2 separate regions of the Mus musculus genome follow, and region 2 is linked to region 1. Evidence: chromatin loops called from intact Hi-C (ENCODE). Cell type or tissue: left cerebral cortex. All regions are shown on one strand. Links, peaks and the distances in the headings refer to the core of each region. The heading gives the core; the rest is flanking DNA. Region 1 has its middle 210 kb from the start of Gm39550. Region 2 has its middle 15 kb from the start of Gm39550.

Evidence for each region. Peaks named below come from ENCODE experiments on the same cell type or tissue, not always from the same donor. Only the 100,000 strongest peaks of a DNase experiment are listed, where the experiment ranks them.
Region 2: a loop joins it to region 1, with 3 times the contacts of the local background. A loop is called at or near these places in 5 of 42 quality-filtered maps.

The regions. Positions count from the first base shown.
Region 1 is chrX:168,411,426-168,422,430 of GRCm38, forward strand. It overlaps a transcript of Frmpd4 not described here. Among named protein-coding and RNA genes, the nearest start is that of Gm39550, 210 kb to the right of the region's middle. In left cerebral cortex, for the core only: a CTCF peak has its summit at 4,185 (motif pointing right); a DNase peak (open chromatin) is centred at 4,194.
Region 2 is chrX:168,634,229-168,645,233 of GRCm38, forward strand. No RefSeq gene overlaps it. Among named protein-coding and RNA genes, the nearest start is that of Gm39550, 15 kb to the left of the region's middle. In left cerebral cortex, for the core only: a CTCF peak has its summit at 5,670 (motif pointing left); a DNase peak (open chromatin) is centred at 5,625; H3K4me3 peaks cover 937 bases; H3K27ac peaks cover 301 bases.

The DNA of each region.
Region 1 (11,005 bases), core at 2,084-7,083:
CTGAATCTGATAGAAGTTGGGGAATAGCTTTGATCTCATTGCCACAAGAGAAGACTTTCTGAACAGAATAGATCTTAGTACAGGCACTAAGATCAACAATTAATAAATGGGACCTCATGAAACTGAAATTCTTCTTTAAGGCAAAGGCCACTGTCAATCAGAGAAAACAGCAGCCTACAGAATGGCTACATATCAAATAGAGGACTAATATTAAAAATATATTAAGAACTCAAGAAACTAGATATCAAATCCCCAAATAACTCAATTGAAAATGGAGGATATAACTAAAGAGAATTCTCCATAGATGAAACAAAAATGGCTAATTAACACTTAAGAAATGCTCTACACTTGAGAATAGGACCCATGCCCAGCAGTAGACTGTCAACACAAAATTAACTCAAAAGTATTTTTGTCTACTCTTTGTCTCATATTGCTTTGCTTGGGCATTTTCCATCTTCTTGGGTTTTTTAAATTTGTTTTTGGTTTTATTTTGGCTTGTGTATTATGATTTATGACTTTGTGTTTCTATGGGGTTTTGTGTGTATTTGTGTGTGCCTGTGTATGAGTGTATGTAGTTCTTCTTTTTTTTCCCTGTTTTTTTTTTTTTTCATAAAGAAATTAAGGGCATTGTGAAGTTGGATGTTGGTTGGGTGGAGATAATCTGGAAAGAAGTGGAGGAGGAAAAACTATGATCAGAATATATCATACGAAAAAATTTTTGTTAATTGAAACATTTTTAACTTTAGTTAAACAGTTAACTTAAGGGTGAGTGCATGAGTATGTGTGGGTGTATGTATGGTTGCATGATGTAAGTGTAAACATATACATGCCACAGTGCATATGGAGGTCAGAGGACAACTTTGGAGGTGGTGTTCTATCCTTCTACCTTTATTTGAGTTCAGATTATTGAATTAAAGTCTTTAAGCTTGTGCAAAAAGCTTTTTTTACTCAGTAAGCCATTTTGCCACCCCTTTTGTTTAGATATTTATTTTATTACTATATGTGTGCATACAAACACACACACACACACACACACATACACACACACACACACAAAGTATTTTTTGGCACAGTGTCTCATGTACACCAAGGTGGCATCAAAAGTACTACGTAGGTTGACCCTGAAGGCTGGACTTTTAGTACTCACACACACATACACACACACACTGGATGCTCCTGGCAGGGTTCATGACCATGCCCAGTTTAATTGTACCTTCTTGGTGTCTATACTGGGAATAGTCAGCATTGTTCTCAGAATTAAAAGAAATAAATTTATAAAACTGTAACTCTCTATCCCATTCTGTGGAGAAGAACTGTCAATCTATACATTCTGGTTCATATTTGCTATTGTCTGTAAAAAGCTACCACTGAGCCGGGCAGTGGTGGCGCACACCTTTAATCCCAGCACTTCGGAGGCAGAGGCAGGTGGATTTCTGAGTTCGAGGCCAGCCTGGTCTACAAAGTGAGTTCCAGGACAGCCAGGGCTACACAGAGAAACCCTGTCTCGGAAAACAAAACAAAACAAAACAAAACAAAACAAACAAACCAACAACAAAAAAAGCTACCACTGCATTCCCCACCATAATCTTATTTATTCTTCTATAAATATCAAAGGCAGCCATTAGTTCTCATGTCCTACAATTGTGGTCAGACAGCAAAGTGCTTCTGCATATTTTTAAAAATTGAAAGTATTGATGGGGTTTCTAAAAGTTGTCTGTTTTAAGAAAAAGGTCACCCACAGGCAAATCTCCAAATCTTGTTTTGTCACCATGTACAAGTAGGATATTTTTTTCTCCCCAGGATGAGAGAAGTTCAGTAGCTTTTGAGACCAGCAGACTCATCTGTCAGAGGCATTTTTGTCCAGGGAGAGATTTGAGCCTCTATGTTTCTTTTATGTGTTTATTATTCCAAAAAAACTATTTGCTAGCTAACTTATGAAAGCAGGAGTCTGCTAAAACTGTCTGTTCATTGTGTTGATCACTTAGATAGAAGCCAGGGAGCTAAATATATTTCCTGTAAATGATCTCATTTTGATCACTAAGGAGGATAAAAGCATCAGTTGCTATTTTGAAGGGTCACTTCCCAAAGCTGAGCTACATATAAAGCAGAGAGGCTAACCCAACATCACTAAAACTTTCAAAGTAAAGGCCAAAAGAAATATAAAAATATTTAAAATTTTTATTATGTTTATGTGTATGGGTATCTTGACTGCATAAATGCCTGTGTACCACATCCATACCTAATAATCACAAAAGGCTAAAGAGGGTGTCAGATTCCCTTTAACCTGAGCCATCCGACAACCCCAGAAATAATGTTTCTTAAAATTACAACCCATAGGTCAAATTAGAGCTACCATCTGTTTTCATAAAGTTTTATTGACACAAAGTTGTATTTATTGTATCACATACTGTCTATGGTTGCTTTTGCAGTACAATAGCAAAATCAACTAGTTGAAATACAGACTGCATGTTCGACCTTATTGATCATTTATCTCTGCACAGAAAGTACTTGCTGACCTCTGGACTAGACTAACAAAGAGCCCAAAATAAGCTGTCAGGACTCTTACGCATAATAGACAATCTCTCTGTTGGGGACTCTGGTAACAAAGTAATAAGACCAATTATATACAAAGTTTTCCAGAAAACCTAAGAGCCAATTAATTTTATTAAATAAGCACTACTCAGATACCAAAACAAAAATGTGGGAAAACTCTGCTAATTAAGGTCGAAGATCACCTTGACCAAATAACCTCTGGGCTAGGTGAAATATGGGAGATTCCCTTCATTATCAGGGCTTCTCCCTCTCTGACCTTGTCTGGGGAATTTTAAGCCCCCACAGATGCCTCTACCTGAGGCATGTCAAATAGCCTTAGTTAGATTACAGGTTCAATTTCTTTTCTCCTGATAAAACCTGCTCAGCTAGCACCTGAGATTCCTGAAATGCTTCCCCATGCTAATGAGGCATTTCAGATACCCTAGGCCCCCAGCCAATGACCTTTGCCCATCTTGAATATTACTACCCTCAATCCCCCAATAATTTATAAGCCTTCAATCACCCTAAGTAAAGTTGATCTGCCTCCTGATAGCTAGTTCCAGTTTGGTTATTTGCATACATACTCATAGAGCTTCCAACCCCTACATTTGACATTTCTGCTTCTATTGCCTTTGTGGACCAAACTGGCCAATGATCCATGAGAGAAGGGAGACCAACTCAAAGATATACGAAAATAAAACTAGAATACAGTACCATGTATGGACACATACAGGGAAGTCCTTGTTGAAACATCACAAGATGAAGTAGGAAAATATGCTGGCTGTGATGGAACATGACTGTAATCCCAGTACTGGGATGGCGTAGTAATCTTTCAATTACTACAAGTTTAGTTAGGCTTCCTGGTCTACCCAGTGAGGTCAAGGCTAGCAAACCAGGATTACATAGAATGACATTGTCAGTAAAGAAATCCATCAATCAGTGAAGTTATAATGCTGTGATTTGGTGGTATAGGTCTGTATGTTATACTACTTAGGAAGTAGAAATGTAAAGGTCAGGTATTCCAGGGCAGCATGGTCTAGGTAGCTGTTCCATACTAGCCTTTACTTCTTGAGATCTTGCCTCAAAAATTAAATAAAATAAAATAATTAATTTAATTAAACATGGCAATTTATAAAAGGACTATGTGTCATAACCAAGCACAATTATTGTAGTAATGAAGTACTTAATAGCAAAAGATAATATTAGATATAAAATAAAGACTGTCAAAAACATCAGAATAAAGCAGTCAGGAAATCTCTTCCCCCCAAAATTATAAAAACTAGACAAAATTGCCAATAATAGTCATTTTAAGACTCGCAAAACAAAGTAGGGATAGACAACTTTAGATATACTTACTCATGAAGAACTAGTAAACCTGAGTGAAATAGTGATGTTGGGGGCCTTATTGAAACACAGACACACAGAGAGACACACAGAAACACACACAGACACACAGACACACACAGACACACACAGACACACACACACACACACACAGAGAGAGAGAGAGAGAGAGAGAGAGAGAGAGAGAGAGAGAGAGATGGAGAGAGAGAGAGAGTCCTATCCACCCACCTGGCTTATCAGGAAAGTGGTACTGTTTCTTAGTCTAGTGAGCTAACAGTGTAAAATCAAATTTGCCGCTAGATGGAGCTATATTGATTAGGAGCAGAGGCAAAAGGCCTCTGTGAGACTTGTGCTGCCAGTAAAAATAACAGATTCCACAGGAAGCAAAAGGGGACTATCCTCAGCTCTGTATTGCACTTGGATTTGTATACCAGCTGGAAAGCCAGAAAAGTAACGGGAAGAATTTGGAATTGGAGATCCGGGGTAGTGGGGGCCCTAAAGAGACTGCTTGCAAATGAGAAGATAACCTATGAGAAATAATTCAATACTGACAACTGCTCCAAAGTGGAGGGTGAGCCTATGCTCACACCCTAATCTGTCAGCAGAGGGTAAAAGCCTTCTGAAAGAGCAGAGAGCAGAGGTTAATTAAGTCGAAGGAACTCAAGTTTACGACAAAACAAGAAGATAAACAAAAATGAAACAGCAGTTATCCCAGTTCACAACCTGGGGACTGAAGCAAGAGTAGAACTAATTCTATATGGATGGAGAGCAGGTCAACAAACAAAACCAAAAGAAAAAAATCATCACATACAACCTTTATGGAGAATTGCTCAGAGTCCATAGTTTGTACAATATTTTACAATGGACAAAATGTTTGTATCCCCCCACCAAATCCATATGTTCAAATCCAAACTGCCAATATATTCGTATTTGAAGGTAGATTGGGGCCTTCAGCAGATAATTATAACTTGGGGGTAATGGTCTCATGAATAGAACAAAGCCCTTATAAAACAGGCTTCAGAAAGTTCTTTCATGAAGTTACTCTCCCCTCTCCTCCCTCTCCTCCCTCTCCCTCTTCCTCTCCTTTCCCTCCTTCCCCCCATAAAGACTGGAAAGTCATTAGTCTGTAGCCCTCACCAGTACCCACTTGTACTAGAACACCCATCCAGCAGAAAACCCAAAATGAAAATATTCACCTTTCAAAGTCCATTTTAACAAGAAAATAGCAGGACAGTGTAATTCTTAATCAACACAACAAAGGGGGTTTTAAGATCACCAAATTAGTGGCCCTGAACAGATCTAATACCTGGATTCAGCAGCTTTCAAGACAGTTATTATCAAGGTGTTTTAAAATTCAAAGGGAGAGTTGGAGAGAAGGGTTCAGTGGTCAAGAGCCTTCTTTGCACAGAGCTCCCTTTCAATTTCCGGTACCCATATAGTTCCAGGGAATCCAACACCCTCTTCTGGCCTCCTCAGGCACCAGACATGCTGGTGTTGCTCAGACATACATGCAAGCAAAACACTCACAAATGGAAAATAAAATAACCAATCAATAAATAAAAATGAAGGGAAGGTAGGTTTCTCTGAGACTTTTTAACTATAATGACTATCAGTGATTGGGCACTATGAATATAATAACAGAAATGGTATTAAAAATGAGCAGATGAAAATGATGTTGAAAAGTGCAAAAGCTAAAACTCACTGGTTGTCAACCTGTGCATTGTGATCCCTTTGGCAAACCTCTATCTCCAAAAAATATTTACACTGTGACCCATAACAGGAGCAAAATTACAGCTATGAAGTCGAAACAAAATCTCATTTTATAGTCAGGTCACCACAACATGAAGAACTATATTAAAGGGCTGAAGCATTAGGAAGGCTGAGAATGACTGGTAGCAGAATTGGTACAGGACATAAGTCTGCAAACTTGAACTAGATAACTGAATTATACAATCTGAACAAATGGAAAAAAAAATACCAGAAACTGGGATACCTAAGGCAGACCAAAAGTAAATAAATGCATTTCCAGGCTGTTCTGTCAAAGTCCTACCCTCTCGTTGGTCAAGAATCATGAGGCTACCTACTTTGTAAGAAGGGCCAAAAAAGGAACATATTTGTCAAAGGAAATGGAATTGTCACACATTGACTTAATGTATCAGTTTAGAGCATTGATTTAGACTCATACCCTGGGGATGCACATATTACTGCCTACATAAAATTGAGCTTTGTCTGGTGCCAAAAGAGAATCAGAAATGTTACCCTGGATTCAACCAAGTAAGCCTACTATAGAAAGTAATACAAAGGCATAACCTTGTTATTTGAAGAGTGATTTCTGTTATCACCAAAATAATATTTATTTTCTACAAGACAATGATACTATTGTCTCATTAAAAAGGAAACCCAGCCAGGCCTGGACATCTGCCAGCACTTGGGAAACAGAGATGGGTGGATCTCTGTGAATTTAAGGCCAGTCTGATCTGTGCAATGGGTTCGAGGTTATCTAGGGCTATATAGTGAGACTGTGTCTCAAAAATATAATTAATTAATTGAATGAGAAAATAAAATGTAAATGTAAGGTGGACGGTCAACATGTCCAAGTCCTAACATAAAAATGAGAAAAGCGATCCAAAGATAAGTAATGGCTTTGTCCTTGGATTGTCTCTGTTGATCCTGAAGGATGGCTGATGAATATTGGCCTCCCATGGGATGCTGAGGTCCAGGCTGATGCACAATCAATTCTGGTTTGCTTCCTGAGAATGGTGAAAGACATGAAACTCGATATTTTTTAGAGTTAATTGTGTAAACCCACTTGACTCCATGGAGGCAGGACAAGATAGAATGACAACTTAAAACCCACGTCAGGCTCTTGTCTACTTATGGCTAAGCTCCTAATAATATTCCTTGCCCTTCAAGCCAACTTGGATCAAGAGCAAATGGGCAGTTGCAATGAAAGTGATAGTGATCCTCCCAGTAAGGTGTCACTTAATGAAGTTTACCTTCACCAGGGAAGGCTCTTGACATAGACACTGGTCCTGGAAAGATGGATCAGTGTGTAGAGTGTTTCCCATGTCAGCATGGGAACCTCAGTTCTGATCCTTCAGCATCCATATAATATTTGAGTGTAGTAACACATACCTGTAACCCCAACAACTGGAGAGGTCAAGACAAGTAGATCTCTGGAACTCACTACCCAGCCAGTATATGTAAATTGATAAGCTCTGCATTCACTGAGACCCCTCCTCAAAAAAATTAAGGTGATACCTAGTGGCTCCTGCCTTTAATTCCAAAACTTAGGCGATGGATCTCTGTGAGTTCAAGGCCAGCCTGTTCTACAGAGCATGCTACAGAACAACCAGGAATACACAGAGAGACCTTGTCTTGAAAAACAAACATATAAGTAAGGTATAGAGTAATAGAGGAAGATGCCTAGGATCAACCTATGCCTTTACACTCACATACATGGGTGAGTGCACTTATACACATACATATCCAGAGAGAGAGAGAGAGAGAGAGAGAGAGAGAGAGAGAGAGCACAAAAAAGTAAAAGTGGAAATGCTTTCACTAGATGGGAAGATGGGAAACACTTGCATTGTCTGTTGAAAGCAAAGGATGCAAAAGGTGGGGGTCTTTCATAGTAAATTGGAAATCCTTTCACAATATCCTGAAATTTTACACAATATTCTCAAAATCAGACATGGACTGTGTTAAAATGCAGTAGCACAGACTTTAAAATAATAGTCACTAAAGAAGAGAGGGAGAGGAGAGGAGAAAAAGGAGGAGATAGAGCCATTTTATAGCTAAAGAGTAAGGTTAGGGTTGTAGGGGTAAATTTTGATTATACGTTACATTTGTAATAACTCAGTGACTTTACTTTTTTAATTAAATGCCTTGACTTCAAACAAGAAAGGATGGAATTTAAAAGACAGAATTTGAGAGAACTAGATTTGTTATTTTGGCTTAAATTGAGAAAGAGAAAACAGGGCTAGAAAGAGGTGAAAATGGGATTCCTTGTACTTCATTAGTATTGCACAGCTGCAATGGCTATTTTGATCATCTGGCTCAAGAACTTTGCATTGTATGCAAATTCAAGCTGCTTTAATTCACTTTGAAACCAAAATTTTACTCAATTTTATCTTCACTAAAGATATATTAGCATACATATTGAACTGAAAATACTATCATTTAGGAAAGTTCAACAGCATAATCTGAGTGGTAGTTATAATCTATGTTTGATACGGACACATAAACACATGTGGCTTCATCTTTCCAGCATTTCACATTTAATAGAAAGATGTAGAAAGTGTTCAGTAGTCATTGCTGGTGGCCAGTTTCTTCTGCCATGCTTTCTTCCAATGTTTTACAAAAAAAAAAAAAAAAAAAAAAAAAAAAAAAAAAAAAAATCCTTTCAGTTACCTGTGATCTATATCATACAGTTATTAAACTAGTTACCTTTCTAGTTGATGTGAGAACATACATAACAATTTCAATTTGAGTTAGAAAGGGTTTATCTGGCTCATTGTGTGAGGAAAGATATACTCTGCTATGATAGGAAAGTCATGACCAGAAAGCCATGAGTGGAAACAGAGTGCTCTTTTTATTTACTCAAGAATCCAACCAGGAAGGTTCTTCTCTCCTGGATAGACTGCCTCTGGAAATACACACCTAGACATATGTGTCCTATGTGATTTCAAGTCCAGCCAAGTTGATAGTGAAGATTAACGTATCATAGTTATTCAGCAGTGCTGTGGCTTGAATGTGAAAGATCTTCCATAAGCTGCGGTGTTTGAAAACTAGGTCCCCAGCTGGATAATGATGGTATTTTCGAAGTCTATGAAAGTTTTAGGAGGAGGAGTGTTACCAGAGGAAACGAGCCCCTGGGATCAGCTCTCAGCTTCCTAATTGCAGATATAGTATGAGCAGCTAGTCATCCCTTTCTCTCCATGATAGATTGGATGACAAACTTCCTTCCTTCAGGTTTTATTTTATTGTTATTGTTTTTGTTGTTTGTTTGTTTGTTTGTTGGAGGTGGGTCACAAATTTTGTTGCAGAACCAAGAAAAGTCACTCTTAAAATCCACCAATTGTGTGAGGACTCCATTTAAAACAGGTCCAGAATCCTCATACTTCCTAAAACCCACAGGCAGCTCAAATGTCTCAGCCTCAGTTTTCAGTCTTCTGGCTTCTTGTCTTCTAGGTCTTCTATCTCATGGTGAATGAAAAGACAATAAGAAGCCATTGCTATTGAAATTCTAATTTCATCATAAGAGAGTGATTCCTGTTCCTAATGACAATAGCCACAAAGGAGATTTTCAAATGAGAATTATGTAACAAATATCACTGAAACATGATTGTTAATCGCTGAATAACAATCTTCCCAAGCCATGGGACAGTGTTCTTCTTTTCTGCTTTTCTTCTTTTTAGTCATATTTGATGGGACAGTGTTCTTATGATGGAGTTGGCCACATGATGCTTTAGTGAGTAGGTGGCTGTCTGAGATTCAGGACAGATATTCTCAATGTTAACAAAATATGTTGTTATATTGACCCATTGACTTACAGACTTTAGAACTGTGAGAAATGCATGCCATTTAAGCCACACAGTCTATGATCTTTTATTATACTGGTCCAAGATGAATAAAATAGCAACTTAATGTCTGTCAAATTATCATATCTTTCATATAGAATTACTTATAATTGGATGAAAACACAAAAGAGGAACAAAGAACTCACCTCCTGATAGACCCAAAAGAAACTACAGAAAATTGTTTAGAAGCCTGGACCTCTGAATCACTAATACAGTATTTTTTTCAAAGACATTTGAATAATTTGTTAATACCCAATACTTTTGTATTGCTGTGGGGCTGTGATAATAGCAGAAAATGACTGAAAGAAGTATAATGGGATAGTGATAGTGAATAATAAAATTATTGAAAAAATGAATTACTGATTATTTGAAATTGTTCTCTATGCTGTTGGCACAAAATAACCTGGTAGCTGACCACAGAAACTATTACACACTGATAGCCAAAGTAACTGAACATGTACTTTTATTCTGAACTTTTATAAATATGAAAGTATTTTTGGATAACTCAGTGGCTACATCATTATCATACTCTACTATCTTTCATTTAAATCATAACCCTTATCTCTCATGAGAAGATGGGGAGAAAGAAGCCAATGAAATGACAGTGAAAGAGAAAAGCAAATAAATAAGATTCGAACCTGGTGGTGCAAAGTGTCAGCTAGGAAGAAAGTCAACATCACTCTTAAGTCACGGCAAGAGAAAATTAGATTAGGATGGATGCCAGAGTTTGGGTTACAATAAACTCTTCTGCCATTTTATGCTAAAATAACAAATTACACTGCAATACCCCCCCCTTGCTACAGCCACCAGCCATGACAGGAAAAGAACCAAACACATTCTAAGTCACCCAGGCATGAAAGATTAGGATGCCATGGAGAGCAGGTAGCATATTGCCATTACCTGCTAACATTGTACAAAAATGCCCTAAAAAACTTACAGGTGTGACTTCCTACCCTCCTCAATACCTTTTCAAATTTGATCTGATGGAAAAGCCATTTTGTGTTTTTTAGAAAGCTATGGTGTAGTCATAATGCCCAGCTTTAAGGAAGTTGATGTTATTATTCACTGCAACATGATTTATGAATGAGGCTTTAAATTCCAGCCTGGATACCCTTAGCAGTCTTTCCATGTCAAAGGCAACTCTGTCTTCCCATTTCCTAAGGCCCAAAGCTTTGGATCGCCAAGTCACTTCTACATGTTTTTGCACAGTCTCACATTAACTTTTCTTTTAGTTAATACATCTTTAGTTGACAAATAATTATGTATATTCATGGGATGCTGTTAGGTGAGTATGGTGGTATACACCTTTAATCCCAGCCCTCAGAAGGCAGAAACAGGTAGGTCTCTGGGAAAGTTCCAGACTAGCCTGGTCCACATAGTGAGATGTTGCTTCTAAACAAACAAACATGAAGGAAGGAAGGAAAGAAGGAAGGAAGGAAGGAAGGAAGGGAGGGAGGGAGGGAGGGAGGAAAAAAAGAAAGAAAGAAAGAAAGAAAGAAAGAAAGAAAGAAAGAAAGAAAGAAAGAAAGAAAGATACAGCAAGTTAT
Region 2 (11,005 bases), core at 3,738-8,737, 220 kb after region 1:
CTTGTTTTAACCACCATGGAAGACTAGCTGTACTGCTGATTGCTGAAGACAGCTACAGTGTACTCATATACATTAAATAAATAAATCTTTTAAAAAAGGGAAAAAAAAAGACCCTGCCTCCGAACAATAACGTGCAAGAGTGATCAAGGAAAATTCCAGATGCTCACTTAAACATTTAAAATAACCCAACACATGGTAAGTTCATACTATAAAATTGTTGAGGAAGCATAAAAGTCAGCAAGTAGTTGGGGATGTTCTTGAAAGAAACATAAAAAGAAAATGGTGCCTACCAGGAAACCAACTTCTATGCTGGGTTCTGGAAGGCTGGTCCCAGGCAGGTTGAAGAGGCGGAGCCAACCTTCAAGTGGTATATTCCCTTTCACAAAATGAAAGTACTAAAGAATCATCGATTTCAAAGAATCTAAGAGAGCAAAACTCACTTTCAACAGCTGTTAGAAATGAATTCTATTTCTTTTTCCTTTTGGTTTGAGCCAATTCCTGGACAGACTTTCACATCAGGCCCAGGAGAGAACTCTGTGAGGCAGCAGGGGGAGGAGCCTAGGCAACCATGGCTATTGAATGAAGCAGAATTTTCCTGTCTTCAGATCACAGTTGTTTGCTCGAGACCCTGAATGCCCAGTGCTATTTTAATCCTGCATGAGCTTTGTGGACCAAAATCCCCAAGGGAGGAGAACCAAATCCCTTCACACATGTGCAACAAATACTTTGTAAAAAGCTGTGCTCCTGGGAGACCAGAGCCTGAGGCTCGAAGTCCCTCCCTCTCTAGGCTGGAGGTGATAGCCTGGCCGAGGCAGCAGGCTGAAAATACAATGACATTACCACCAAAGGTAGCATTTTCACCTTTGTTCTGACACACTGTTAGTACCTGTCATTTAACACCTAAGAAGAATGAAGCAGCAAGATGAAAGAGAATTTCTATTCTGGTGTCTCATTTGCAAGGGAAAAATGATCTCATACAGTGCTAAAGTTTCAGGGATGAAATATGAGATTTTACGAGTTCAACAAAGCACAGAGGTCAAAAAAAGAAAAAAGAAAAGAAAAGCAATAACTACCAAAAGTGGTCAAGAAGGGTTTGAAATTGTGACTTTCTCTTTGATTCCTTATTCAGAACTCAAGAGAGCAAATATTTGGAGTCGGGGAAGATAAAGCTAGTAAATGCATTTTGCAAATATCAACCACCCCACTATCTGCCTTTGCTTCCCAAATAGGATTTTATATTATTAGCTATCCTTTCTCCCTGGACAGTAAGTGATTTTATAGGCTCTAAAAAGGCAATGGTACTTAAACAAACACGGAGATAGAATGCTGGCTGCCTACTGCTGTTAGTATGGCATGATTAGTACACACACACATACACACAAGCTCAGTATATGTCCACTACCATCTTAACCTTGGTTTTGGATAGCTTATGGTAGTATTATTAGAATCTGAAATCTCCATCCTACATAATCAATTTTCAATACATTTAGAACACAGTCAAAGCACTATTGTTTTTTTTCTAGAGCAGATGTCAGTAAAACACAATTCACAGGACATACCTTGCCTGACACCTGCTGTTGTAAATAAAATTTTATTTGTTTATTTATTTTGAGGCAGCATCTCACACAGTTCATTCAAGTTGTCTATGGCCATGCCATGTAACTGCGGATGAGCTCAACCTTCCCGGGTGTTGGAATAACAGATGTGAAGCAGCAGGTTTAGCTTATTCAGTCCTCCGGATGGAACCCAAAGCTTGGAGCACACTAGGTAAGGATTGTTCCACGTGAGCACCAGATTCAGCTGAGCTTCATATTCTATCTATTTGCTTACCTACTCTCCACATCTGCTGTCATACAATGGCAGAGCTTGACTAGTTGGGAGAGGGACTGCATGGCTCAAAATACTTATTACCAGCTCTTTCCAGAAGACAATTGCTGACTGAGTAGACATTTTATTTTATCCTATTACTGTGGCACAAATGAATAAACACCTATAAAGTTCAGTGTCTATTGCTTTGTTTTTGTGAATTAGATTACATTTTGGTAGATTCTAAGAAATCCATTCTCATTATCAATTTATTTTCTGTCTCTTGAATCTAGTGTGGTCTTATGACTTGCTTTGGCATGAGAAGGTGCTAGAAGATGCCTAGAGACTTCTACTTCTCTTACAACAATGGTTCTTCCTAATGCTGTGACCCTTTAATACAGTTCCTCATGTTGTGGTGACCCCCAATCATAACATCATTTTCATTGCTACTTCATAACTGTAATTTTGCTACTGTTTTGAATTGTAAATGTAAATGTCTGATATGCAGCCTATCTGATTCTCCATCCCCCAAATGGGTCATGACCCACAGATTGAGAGCCTCTGTGTTAGATCCTCAAATCACCCCGTGGAAAGGTTGTTATCTCCTGATAGTAGCTTTGCAAGGCCTGCACACCCCAGGCCTAATTCCAGTCTTTGATAAAGCCATCTTTGAAGTCCTAGATCCATATGAGCTCCCAGGTAGGATGCAGCCATAGAAGTGTCTAGGGCCTGAACACTCTAGGTGGAACTTTCTGGCTTAGTGCAATTGACAGAGTGAGGAGCATCAATCACTGCTCTTTTAAATCACCGAGTATGTCACTGCATAGCCATAAAGGAATTCACCTTAAGGTTTTTGTGTTCCATTTAATATTTCCCAACTTTCAAAAAGCTATTTAAAAGTAGTCCTAGGAAAACACAATTTAATCATTTTATAACATAAAATCAAGAAATTTCACCATGTTTGGATGGCAGTGTGAGCCACTGGAGGAAAGCTGCCCCTCCTAGACCAGACATAAAATATGGAGAATAATCTCAGAAAGGGCCAACACATTGAGCAACAACAACACGCACAATATAAACTAAATGCTGGGCTAGATTCTTTTTAACTTGCTGTCTCAGTGGTCAAGGGTTTCAACACTTCTCCTTTGAAGAAAGCATTTTTCCCTCCAATAGACTTGCCTTATTACATAGTAAACAAACCAGGAAATGACTTAGGAAACCAAAAATGGCTGGCCTACAACTACTACCACCTAGTCAAAAGGATCTCAACAGATATTTGCATATTAATGTTTATTGCAGTATTTCTCTTAATAATAATAGCCAAAAAGCAGAAACAACCTAAATATCAACCGGCAAGTAAGTGAAAAACAATATGGTCTTCCTTTTTTTTTCACAATTTTTTATTAGATATTTTCTTTATATACATTTCAAATTTCAAATGCTTTCCTGAAAGTTCCCTATATCCTCCCCCCACCCTGCTCCACTACCCACCCACTCCCGCTTCTTGGCCCTGGCATTCCCCTGTACTGGGACATATAAAGTTTACAATACCAAGGGGCCTCTCTTTCCAATGATGGCCGACTAGACCATCTTCTGCTACATATGCAGCTAGAGACATGAGCTCTGGGGGTACTGATCAGTTCATATTGTTGTTCCACCTATAGGGTTGCAGACCCCTTTAGCTCCTTGGATACTTTCTCTAGCTTCTCCATTGGGGGCCCTGTGTTCCATCCAATAGATGACTGTGAGCATCCACTTCAGTATTTGCCAGGCACTGGCATAGCCTCACAAGAGACAGATATACCAGGGTCACTTCATCAAAAACTTGCTGGCATATGTAATAGTGTCTGGGTTTGGTGGCTGATTATGGGATGGATCTCCCGGTGGGGTAGTCTCTGGATAGTGCATCCTTTCCTCTTAGCTCCAAACTTTATCTCTGAACTCCTTTCATCGGTATTTTGTTCCTTTTAAGAGAGGAAGAAATTCCAACACATGCTACAGCATAAATACTCTTAAATACATTATGCTAAGAGAAATAATTGAGACACAGAAAGACAAATGCTGCAGAGTTCCACTTATTGGAGGTCCACAGTATAGCCACATTGATAGAGATAAAGTACACTAGTGTTTGACAAATGCTGGGAAGTGTAGAAAATTAAAAGGTTTTGTTTCTATGAAAAAACTTTGAGATGTTCTAGAGGGAAAAGTTCTAATGATTTGCTCCATATATTTAACTATACACTTAAAATGCTAATTGGGGAGGCCAGTTAGATGGCTCACTGGGTAAAGACACTTGCAGAGATGCGAGCCTGATAACTTCCATTTGTTTCTTAGAAGTCACACTCAGTGGAAGGAGAGACCCAGCACCATTGCCAAGTTGTCCTCTGATCAACACACAGGCCTTATGGTTTGTACCCCTTCCTGCCCCCACATACACACAGTAATAATTAAAAAAAAACAAAAAAGAAAAAACAAATGATAATGGGAAGCCAGGCATGATGAGGCAGACCTTTAATTCACCTTCAAGGGAGAATCAAGAAAATCAGAAGTTCAAAGTCATTTTCCAATATGTAATAAGTTCAAGGTCAGCATAGGGTTCTTGAGACTCTATCTTATACAAAACAAATAAACATGCAGAGGACCTGGGATTCTCCTCACCTGCATGAGGTTCACAATCATGTCTAATTCCAGGGAATCAAGCTAGCATGCAGGCAAAACATTCATACATAGAAAGTAAAGTATTTAGATCTAAAAATTAAAAAAGGAAAAAGTTAATCTGGTAAATTTTATGTAATAAATTTTTACAGCTGAGAACTTAATTTTAATTTGCTTTCGAAATTGGACACTATAAGGAAATGTGCCAGATTCCAGTGGCCAGCTATAGCAATTGGATAATGGATGGCTTTGACTCTCTTTTTATTTGTGCTTTGATATGTCTGCCTTTTAGTTTGCCTTTGTATTTTTGAATCGCAACACTGGATGCCTGTTATTTTAAGAGAAAGAGAGAATGGTTACCTAAAAGGATATTAATTATCTTTGCATCTTTAGAAAAATGTGTCTCAGTAGGATGAAGGGAATAATTAAAGCATAAAAATAAATGTTAGAAAACAGAAAAGTGTAGTATTATTTGTAAACCCAAGAGCTAATTTCTTGAGGGAAAGAAAAGACATAACAAAAGGCTGGGGATGACCGCCCAACCTGTACTCCCAGCAGTGAGAAGTAAAGGATTTTCGAAATCCCATAATCTTCCAGGGAACTGAAAAAAAAAATCATAAAACTTCAAAAAGGACCAAGGGTCTGGATTTCAAAGTCGATCTGCTTCAAACTTTTAGCTTCTGAATGATCCCAAGCCAACTCTCTCGGAAGTAGGGAAATAAAAACATTAAAAGTTTTGCAGTTCGTTTTAGAAAGCTTAAACAGAAACAGAATTTCTAGAGGTCGTGTCCGCAGAATGATTCTGGCACAACCTGTGTGGACCTAGTATTTAAAGAGGAGGCATTCCTGAGTCAGCGTCAAAATCAGTAAAGACTACGGGTAGTTAATACAGGAGTTTTTGAAAGAAGGCTGAATGAAAATGTGTGCAGAAAGCAATCTGGCTTGCAAACCAGTTCTTCCTGTTAAGCCTATGGAGAGGGCGTGCGGGCCAGCTGCTAGACCAGGAGTTGAGGAGAGAGACTCAAGCCCCAGACTCATATTAGAGGAGGAGGAGTTATTGCTGCTTTTTCGTGCCTACTAAGGAGATAGTCCAGGAAGTGTTAAAAATTGGCGACTGTAATCGCCAGAGACAGCACAAGCAAGCAAGCAGATCATGATGAGCCCCCGCCTCCTGTCCCGCCTTCCTTCCCTACTGCCCCCTACTGGCAAATCAAAACCGAAAGTGGAGGCAGACGCCTGCAAAGAGAAAATGGGCTTTGAAGAGTTCTGTTCTGGGCTAGAGAGGTAGCTCAGCCATTAAATGCTAGGCTAACAACCAAAAAAGACAAGAGTGCTATTCTCAGAAAAGCCAGAGTGCTGCAGAAAAAAAGTGGATTGTTAGCCCTTTGATCATCACTGAAAGAAGAGCAACATCTGAAATCTCTTTATAAAATTCCCCTCCAGAGGGCCAGCGACATGGCTCTGCAGGAAATAAGGAACCAAGCCCTGAAAGAAGAGAACAGATGTCAGAAAGTTGTCCTTTGACCTCACATCTGCAGTGGTGTGTGTTTGTGTGTACATGTGCATACATACAATAAATAAATGTAGACTTTAAATAAAAATAAATACTCCCTCAAGTGCACAAAATATATCTGATGTTTAAAAATCTAGAGCCTCACTCCCCAAAACTCAAGAGCAAAGAAACTACCATCAGATATTCCTTTAAGAGTGACTTCTGGAAGCAAAAAAGAATTTACTTCAGTAATACAAACTTTATTTATTTATTATTGGTTATCATTGTTATTAGGGATGATTTGAGCTAAGGTATTACCATGTAGTACTGTCTGACCCAGAATTACTTATGTAGGCCAGGATAGCCTTGAACTAATAGAGGTGTTTACATCCTGGCCACCCTAGTACCGGGATTAAAGGCATGCACCATCAAGCCCAACCTTGATGTATGTTTGTTTGTTTGCTTTCATTTTATTTCTTTTTCAAATCTGTGAACATATACACTACCCCTCCCCACTTCTATCCCTTACTACCCTGTCTACCTTCTCATTCCTTTCTATCCTAGGGAGTTATAAGGACAATGTGTAGTTTTTTAATAGCTTAATTTCTCTGCCTTTTTCTTTACAAAATATGTGCTGTATTATTCTGCAAACCAGCAGAGATAGTTATAAGTGTTGAAAACTAAGAGGATCTGTAATGTAACCTGGCATAATGCAAAAGTAGAGGGCGGCTCTCAGATGTGTTTACAAATTGAAAGCAAGGGGGGGGGTGTTGCCATCATCCTGCTATGGTTGGCCCTTCTGGGCTCGGCCTCGGGAGCAGAGGGTACATACAATTTGTTGAAAGGAACATTTATGAGGATAGGATTCTTATATGCTAGTTCACTTTTGAGAAGGGGCATATATAATGTAAGGTCATTTAGCTACTTGTTGCTCAGTCTGCCAGAATAATTTGCTCATTCCTAAGAGGGAAATTTGGTTTTGCTTTTTTTTTTTTTTTTTTTTTTTTTTTTTTTTTTTTTGCCAAAGTACACCATGGTATGTTTCTATATGATATCTCAGCACAGTAAAAGTCAGGTTTCTTGCTGTTTGTGGGTCTTTCTAAGATTACTATTTTATGCGTATGAATGCTGTCCTTGCATGTATCTGGTGTCTGCAGAGGACAGACGAAGGCTTTAAGACTACTAGAACAGGAGTTATAGATGCTTATTAGTCACCGTGTAGGTGCCAGGAACTAAAGCTGGGTTTTCTGCAAGGACAAGTGTTCTTAACTGTGGAGCCATCTCTCCAGCCCCTAATGTACAGGTTTTCAATTTGGACCTTTCCACTCAGGAATCCAAGGGGGAGAGAACTGCTTTGCCTCACTGACTAGCAAATCTAAGACCCCTTCAGAAATGATCCAATGTGGTGTTTCCTCTACTCAGCACAATATTGGTAGTATTCCTTGGATGACCACTCAATTCATCTTTCATAAAGAGGAATAAATCATTGCCCTGGGAACCCGTTGGTGAGCAAAGTAGCAGTTCCTTGCTGCTAATCTTTACTCATGGGAACTTACAGTTGCTCTCGTTTCTTGTCGTTACTTCTGATTTTCAGATGACCACCAAATAGGCACACTTAATTGTTCCTAAAACACCAGGAGTAAGATGGAAAAGATGAAGAAACTTGGTGAATGTTTCAAAGAAATGTCAAGTTTTCATCTAAGTATTTTCCTAGTATCTTCCTGTGTTATAAACATGTCTCAGGACTGGAGAGATGGCTCAGTGGTTAAGAGCACTGACTGCTCTTCCAGAGGTCCTGAGTTCAATTCCCAGCAACCACATGGTGGCTTACATCCATCTGTAATGGGATCCGATGCCCTCTTCTGGTGTGTCTGAAGACAGCTACAATGTACTCATAAATAAATAAATCTTTTTATTTAAAAAAAAAATCTCGCAAGAAAATCAGCCTTCAACAAAATACCAAGGAATTCCTAAAGCCAGGCCTTTGAAGAAACTCTAGAAAGTCAAACAGGCATTTGTCTAGCCATTCCAGTTTCTGAGTTTGTTTGAATACAAAGGACTCTGTAAACATTAACTGAGCAATGGCCGTAGCTAACTTATGTTCTTAGAATCCCTAATAGGTTCTGAATATGCCAAAATTTCATCCACTTTGGCCAAGGCAATGAAATCTGAGCTGTACCATAGATGACAGAACAGCTGAATTAGTGAAAGACACGGGCAAAAGGATTAGTAGAGGGTATTGTATCCATGATAGGCTATCCTATAATAGCTATCAGGATAATTAAATGCATGTATGTAAAACCATGTATATGTGTATATATGACAGGTATATATACATTCAGATGTCTGTAGAAAAAAACAGCTACATGTATGTCAAAAGTATGATGAGTTCGAGTACCATGTTCCATGTGTACAATCTGAGCTTACAATACTGCAGACTCAGGCTAATATCAACTCTGAGAAAAGGGCAGGTAGGGGATGAAATAGAGATGAAAGAGAACGTTAGCTCAACCCAAAAGCATTTCTTTCTATTTCAAACTGAGTAACAAATATTACAGATCAGTAACAGCTCATCTGATGGTGCAAATATATTTTCTGTTCTCTTTCATGGTTATTATATCTGAATAGGAAAGGTCCCCAAAGGCTCTTATGTTCACTGCTGGACGGTTTGAGAGCTAGCAGGACCTACCCGGAGGAAGCAGGCATTTAGGGATCAGCCTTCTAAGATTTGGTCAGCTTCCTTGTCTGTCTACTACTGGTCTACAGGAAGATGAACAGGCCCTGCTACTGGCTCCTGCCTTGTGGTTTAATATACTCTACTCAGCCACACCCTCTCTGCCAGGAGAGATGAAACCCTGTGAAATTTGAAGCTAAAAAAAATTTTTCCTCCTTTTACAGTCTTTATATCAGGCATTTTGTCATAGTGATGAGAAAGCTAGTCTAGAGTTTTCTGGAAATTACAAAAAAAAAAAAAAAAAAAACAAGAACAAAAATAAAAACAAAAATCTCTTAATGCCTCTCTCTACCAGATCCCATGCTAACTACAAAATCATGTGATGTATAATGCGCCTTTATCCTCATTAACTGAGCAATGGCCATAGCTAACTTATGTTCCTAGAATCCCTAATAGGTTCTGAATATGCCAAATTTCATCCACTTTGGCCAAAGCAATGAAATCTGAGCTGTACCATAGATGACAGATCAGAAAACATAAGCAGAACAGAGGCACAAGTGAAGTTAGCTACTGATGCTTAAGTAACCACTCCAAATCTCAGTGGCTTAAACCAATATTAACTTACTATTGTCCTACAGCTTACGTTACCTGAAGAGTTTTTGCTCATGTCCAGATCTAGCCTTGAGGCCAGGCTGATCTAGAATAGTTTCCTTCACATGGTGAGCAGTTAGCTGAACACTGGTTGGTGTGATGCAAACAGCCAAGGCATTTGGCTTGCACCACTTGGCAGATTCCCCTGGACTTGTTCATATCTCAGCAAGGTTTGAAGGGGGGTGATGAAAGCCAAGTCCTTTCTGACATATTTTCTTGGCCACAGCAATTCACAAAGCCAGACAGATGTAAAGAAAACAGATATTACTTCTTTATGAGACTTCAAAGTCACAAAGATTAGGGATGAAAGAGTATGGTGAGAATATTGCCAGTGTAAAGTTTTAGAAAAGTTTTGCAGTTTGTCTACCATACCATGGCTTTGTGTTGAGTTTTAATAAAATGCTTCAATATATAATAGATAAAATGTATATTAAAAAGAACTTTACTAGGCATTTCCTCCAACAGTGTTTAGATTATGATTCAGTTTTTCACATGTGTCTTAGTCAGGGTTTCTATTCCTGCACAAACATCATGACCAAGAAGCAACTTAGGGAGGAAAGGGTTTATTCGACTTACACTTCCATACTGCTGTTCATCACCAAGGAAGTCAGGACTGGAACTCAAGCAGGTCAGGAAGCAGGAGCTGATGCAGAGACCATGGAGGCATGTTCCTTACTGGCTTGCCTCACCTGGCTTGCTCAGCCTGCTGTCTTATAGAACCAAGATTACCAGCCCAGAGATGGTCCCACCCACAAGGGGCTTTCCCCCTTGATCACTAATTGAGAAAATGCCTTACAGCTGGATCTCATGGAGGCATTTCCTCAACTGAAGCTCCTTTCTCTGTGATAACTCCAGCTGTGTCAAGTTGACACAAAACTAGCCAGTACAACATGCAATTTATTTTTTAAAATGACATTTATTTATTTACTTATTTAGTGTGATGGTTTGTATATACTTTGCCCAGGGAGTGGCACTGTTAGAAGTTGTGGCCTTGTTAGAGTGGGTGTGGCCCGGTTGGACTAGGTGAATCACTGTGGGCATGGACTTTAAGACTCTCATCCTAGCTGCCTAGAAGCCATTCTTCACCTGTTTGTCTACGGAAGAAGCTGTAGAACTCTCGGCATCTCCTGCACCATGCCTGCCTGGATGCTGCCATGTTCTGGCCTTGATGATAATGGACTGATCCTCTGAACCTGTAAGCCAGCCCCAAATGTTGTCCTTTATAAGTGTTGCCTTGGCCATGGTGTCTGTTCACAGCAGTAAAACCCTAACTAAGAAAATGTGTGTTCGTGTTTTGCTTGTACGCATGTCTGTGTCAGATCCCGTGGAGCTAGAATTACAATTGTAAGCTACCATGTGGGTTCTGGGGATTGAATTTGGTTCCTTTGGAAGAGCAGTCAGTGAGCTTTCTTTCCAGCCCCTCTTACCTATTTCACTTCGTAGAGAGGATCTCCCTTTTAGGCTGGCCTAAAAAGGTTGACCTTGAACTCCTGATCCTGCTGTCTGGGATTACAGGTGTACATTGCCATGCCTGGCTTCAGACTATCTTTTATGTAGTACCAATCACATTTAAATAGCCTTTGTCCCCCTTGAGAAAGCTGTATTTTCATACAGCTCACAAATGATACCACTCCAAATGATTTTCTGGACACTAATGAACAACTAATAGAGGCTAGTGACCTGAAATTCCTCCCAAAGTCCCCTTAGTAACACTGAAGACTGAACTG